Linked DNA regions of Homo sapiens: region 1 is linked to region 2. Evidence: chromatin loops called from intact Hi-C (ENCODE). Cell type or tissue: GM12878. All regions are shown on one strand. Links, peaks and the distances in the headings refer to the core of each region. The heading gives the core; the rest is flanking DNA.

Evidence for each region. Peaks named below come from ENCODE experiments on the same cell type or tissue, not always from the same donor. Only the 100,000 strongest peaks of a DNase experiment are listed, where the experiment ranks them.
Region 1: it touches region 2 in a loop (3.0-fold over the local background); 1 of 110 quality-filtered maps calls a loop at or near these places.

What each region holds. Positions count from the first base shown.
Region 1 is chr16:78,961,174-78,963,980 of GRCh38, reverse strand. All of the region lies in intron 8 of WWOX (WW domain containing oxidoreductase), which reads right to left. Among named protein-coding and RNA genes, the nearest start is that of WWOX-AS2, 460 kb to the right of the region's middle. In GM12878, for the core only: no CTCF peak of the experiment used is centred there; DNase peaks (open chromatin) are centred at 1,210 and 2,240; H3K4me3 peaks cover 281 bases; H3K27ac peaks cover 1,760 bases.
Region 2 is chr16:78,477,499-78,480,305 of GRCh38, reverse strand. All of the region lies in intron 8 of WWOX (WW domain containing oxidoreductase), which reads right to left. WWOX-AS2 (WWOX antisense RNA 2) reads left to right here. Exons shown (of 2, transcript XR_007065129.1): 2 at 1-2,807. Among named protein-coding and RNA genes, the nearest start is that of WWOX-AS2, 21 kb to the left of the region's middle. RefSeq lists an enhancer at 2,259-2,807. In GM12878, for the core only: a CTCF peak has its summit at 1,662; no DNase peak of the experiment used is centred there.

The DNA of each region.
Region 1 (2,807 bases), core at 74-2,573, 480 kb before region 2:
TGGCAAGAGAAAAACTGCAGAAACCCCTGATAAATTCATTGGATCTTATGAAACTTATTCACTTTCATAAGAATAACATGGGAAACACCAGCCCCCATGATTCAATTACCTCTCCCTGGGTCCCTCCCACAACACGTGGGAATTCTGGGAGATACGATTCAAGTTAAGATTTGGGTGGGGACACAGCCAAAGCATATCAGCAAGTCAGTAGCACCTTTAAGGCCCACTTTCTGTATCTTAAAATGGAAAAAACAATATGTGTCTGTGTGTTAAGTGCATAGTGCAATGTCTGGCAGAAAGTCCATACTCAATGCATGTTGGCTCTTAATAGCCTTATCATGACATCACCTTAATTATTTTTAAAAAGCATACCACTAACATAACTAGCATAAGCAAATACTGAACTCTAATTCAGTAATTCAAGGATGACACACCTGCTTAAGTGTTTAGGAGTGAAGCGACTGCTGTCTGCAACTTATTTAGCTTTTTGTTTGTTTATTTGTTTTTGTTTCTGAGACGGGGTATTACTCTGTCGCCCAAGTTGAGTGCAGCAGTGTAGTCACAGTTCACTGCAGCTTCAATCTCCTGTACTCCAGCAATTCTCCTGCCTCAGCTGCCCAAGTAGCTGGGACCACAGGCATACACCACCATGGGCAGCTAATTTTTTTTATTTTTGAAGAGATAAGGCCTCACTATGTTGCCCAGACTGGTCTTCAACTCCCGGACTCAAGGAATCCTCTCACCTCTGCCTCTCAAAATGCTGGTATTACAGGTGTGAGCCACTGCACCTGACCTACAACTTATTTTGAAATGAATCAAGATAGACTGATGGATAGACAAGAGGAATGGTAAATGGATAGAGATGCAAATAGAGGGAAATGTTAATTGTAGAATCTAGGTGGTGCATATCAGAGTACTTACAGTACAATTCTTTCAACTTTTGTGTACGTCTGCAATTTTTCATAATACAAACTGTTGGTAGGATGGCAGTGGCAGAGAAAGAAGAATGACAATAAAGAATGAAATATCGTGGGCAAATCCCACAACCTAATGAGGAGTAAAAGAAGCAAGACAGCAAAGAATGCGTACTGGGTGACTATTTATATGAATTCAGGAACAGAAAACTATGCTGATAGAAATCAGAATAGTGGTTACCTCTTAATGCTGATGGTACTTCTTGCTTAGAAAGGGGAACAGATGAGCCTTCTGAGGTGTTAGAAATGTTCTCTGTCTTGATCTGAGTGGTGTTTACACAGTTGTATAAATAAGTATGAGTTCATTGAACTGTACATTTAATGTGTGTGCACCTTACCGTAGGAATGATACATCTCAAGTTAGATTCTGATGCAAGCAGCTCACATTTTCTGAATGCCCTCCTCTTCCTGTGCCAGGCATTCTTTCTGGGCACTTTCTGATGCATTCACTTGGAAAACCATTTCAGAGAATTGTCTGACAGAATACATTATTTAAGCCTTTAAATGCAATGTGAAGCAATCTCACTTTCTTAGAAAATGACTGTCATCCCTGAGAGTAAGCTTGGCCTACAAGGAAATTATGAATGTGTAAAACTCCTCAGCCTCCTAGCCCTTGTCCAGAGCCTTTGGGCCTTTTCTTGCTTCCTTCACAATCACATTCCTTCTTTTTTTTTTTTTTTAAAAAAAAAAAAAAAAAAAAAAAAGGATGCCTTGCTGACTCCAAATCTCTTCCTTCTGGCACAGAATTCAGCTAATGGGATAGAGAAAAAAGAAGCCACCTCCACATAACATCACACAGAAAGTCATCCACAGGGTGGCTGTCCTCATTAAAGCCTAGGCTTCTCTTCTCTCCTCTGGGAGAGATTCCTGTTCAGATGGCAAGCCTCTCCCTCTTTTTCACCCTAAGACTGTCCCTTTCCAAAGCTCCTTTATGGCCCAACCCACTGGATCATAGGTAGAAGTCACATCCAGACTTGCTCAGGAGCAGCCTGGAAGGAGGTCCTGACAAGAGACAAGGGATCTGTTTAAGGCAACAAAGACTTGGCTGCTGGGTCCATCCCTAATACCTGCCAAATTGTGCTTGATGTAAATCTGAAGGCAATAGGTCTTGGATGCAGTCAATGTGGAACCACAGAATGATTTCTGCAAAATCAACTTCATGGAAGATGTAGCAGAAATAGAGATGCATTAAGATTCAGGACAGCAAGACTACTATGATAACCTGAGGTACTTGTTTAAAAGATAAAGTTCCCCAAGTTCCTCCTCAGACTTACTGAACCAGAAAATCAGGAAGTGATACCCAGAATATGCTTATTTTAACAAGCTCACCTTGGGGATTCTCTTGCACGTGAAGCTGGAAGATCAAAGACTCTTTGTAAAGAGTCCCTTCAGAAGAACAAGCCTTTCATTTATCCCCCCTTACTCACCCATCCATGCACCCACCAACCCACCCATCCATACATCCATCTATGTACCCACCTACCACCCACCATTCCACACACCCACGCATCCATCCATCTACCTATCCATCCATCCATCCATCCATCCACCCATCCATCCATCCATCCATGTATCCCATAGCTATATATCTGCTGAGTGTTATCTTTGTGCCATGCCACAAACTGCAACCTCCTTGATGGTCAAAGACCAAGTTTCCTTACACCAACTAGTTTTACAGAGAACTACATCAATTTAGGCATGTTCAATTATATAATCATCAGTTCATATATAACTATCATGTTTTAAAAACCTTACAGTAATTTCCCTCATTTTTCCTCGTTAATCTGCATAGACCTTTTAACTTCTGATGTCACCATCCCTGCATAAAGGACC
Region 2 (2,807 bases), core at 305-2,804:
TGCTTTAAAGCAGATGTATCCAAAAGAGCATTCTACTATGGTAGAAATGTTCTATATCGGTGCTACCCAATATGGTAGCCAATAACCACATCTGGCTACTGAAGATTTGAAATGTGGCTGCTATTTCAGAGCAATTGAACTTTTAATTTTAATTAATTTACATTTTAATAGTCACACGTGGCTACCATATTGGACAGTGAAGCTCCAGAAGCTTCACTATTTCTGACACTCCATAGGACCCAGCACAATTCTGTAATCCACCTAGTTGCCTTCGAGAAGGTATGACTGCTTCAGTGAGAACAAGCTAGCCTGAGTTTCTGGAGTGTAAAGCCATGGAATCCTCACCTTTACACTCCCTTTCTCTTGTCTCTTAGATGCTCCATTGTCATTGGTTCCTCCTTCCCAGGAGGGGGCAGTGAACAATGCAGCCCCGCTGGGTCAACATTATTGGAGGCCTCTACTTGGTGCCAGCCTCAGCCTGGCTTTCATTCATAGTTTGGGTCTTGAATCTTATCTTGGAAAACTCCATGAATCCTGCCTTTGACCACTGTCTAGACTCCCAGGCCAGAGGCTGTCACTATATTTCGTGTCCTGGCCCTTGTTCCCAATTTGTAGAGGGCTGTCCATATTCTACAGATGAACCTCCATGTCAATCATTCCTATAACAGTTTCCTCCTTGGAGGCAACGAGAGCAGTGACAGTCTATTCTAGGGAATGGGACATGTCTTATCTCCATTTTCACTATGAAAATATCTTATTCTATACCATCATGCCACAAAGTGACTTCATTCAAAAACCATAATCTTCACAGTACTACCATATTTGCATCTAAAGTTACTTGGTAAATCATAAAGTCCAAATAAACTATAGTTATAAATAAAAAGCTTTAAAACATTACAATGAAAGCATTCTCTAAACCCAACCTCCTCTCAGGCTGAGTTAGGTCTTTGCTTCTATCAAAATTATTTGCATATGTTTTAATCTTTCTCTCTAGATAATAAGATCCTGGAAGGCTTGACTGATACAAATTCATATCCATATCCTTACTGTCTGAAGTGGTGCCAGACACATAGTAGGTATTCAATACGTATTGGATGAAGTTACACAGTGATGGAGAATATGTTAATCCAAACAGAAAGAAAACAAAACACCTTTCTCTGCTTTCCAAGATGTATGTTTATTTTTTTTTCCTTTTCCAAATACTCCTACATTCAGGAAAACAGTAATGCTAAATCTGACTTACTTATATTTTAGGAAGCCTGGATATCTAAATTGGTGATTCCTACAGTCATGGCAATATGCCTTGTTGATCATAATACAGATTATCAACTTCTACAGAATGACAAAATCAAAGGAGAAAAGGGGCCATGATGGAAATATCAAAACCAAATTAAATACTGGAAATGAGTTAATGAAATTATACTACAGATTCAGCTTATTCAGAAAGGGCTTGTCCAAGGAAAGGGGAGAGAAAAAATAAATAAATAAAAAATAAATTTAAAAAACCCTCACCACCAGAACCAGCTGTCTAGTTTGAACTGCTAGATTGCTGAGCACATACTGTATGCATATTCATAAGGACCACAGGAAATTAAGCACCTTTGGAGCCTGCATTAAAACTCTTTCCTGCCAGCCAGTGCAGTGAACCAGTAACTCAACGGCACCCTTGTGGCCTGGAATAATTAATGCAGCTTCCAAAGGTGGGAAGGCTTTCCTTGGGGTGGGGGGTGCAACAGCAAGGTGGGCATGGAGCTTCGAGAGAGGAGAGTAGGCTGCCAAGCCATTTGTTCTTAGTGTGTTACACCTGGCCCTGTTTTGTGGAAGGGAGGGAAATACGTCATTATCATCGCTTTTTCTTTCCGGAGTCTGAAAAGGAACCCCGGGGTGGTAAATATGGCCATTCATGCTAACATTGGCTTAAGGAAGAACCAGATCAAATGAGCTCAGTTATTTACATTTAAAAACATCATTTAAGGGAATTTTAAACCGTCTGAGAAGATGGATACACTGTGTTTGTTTTCTACATTAATGAGCTATAAAAAGAATGGAATAGGCCATAAATACAGTATTTTGTAACAGCCTTTACTAAAAATGCTACTACTTGTATTTATCATTTATATCCTTGTATACAACCTCAAAATTGATTACACTTTAAACCGTACATACCTTGCTGTGTTTTTCATTCTGTGCTATACTACAAACATTTTTATAACTCAGTTAATATATTCCATATTTTGTGTTCTTATTGATTACGAATATTTCTTTAGGGGATTTTATTGCTTTTAAAATAACAAATGTTAGGTATTAAAAAATAGAAAAACCTATTGCAGCTTTTATATTTTTCTTTCCCCTGGTAATTCTAATACACACATTTTAGCACGAACATAACCAGAATATCTTTTTCCATATCTTTTATACTTCCTCCCACTAATATTATAAATCCACTAATACAGTACATAGTAAAAGAATCAGATTTTTTGGATGAAACCCACCATTTAATGTGTTTGACTTGAATTCATAATTCTCTCCTTCTACAATTAAAAAATTAAAGTGCTAAAAGATTATCCGCACGTAACATGGTTTTACATCAAGTATATATTATCTTTCCTAATTGCCATTTCAGTTTATAGGCTAAAATATGATTTATATATATGATATGATTTCACTATTAATTATCAAATTGAAAAAAAATAAAATCTCACATTAGAAATTCTCCCCTGGAAATTAGTTTTATTATTTTTTCCATAATCCTATCACACAAGCTATAAGTGCATTGCGGCATGAACACTTTAATTTTTCCAGTTAGT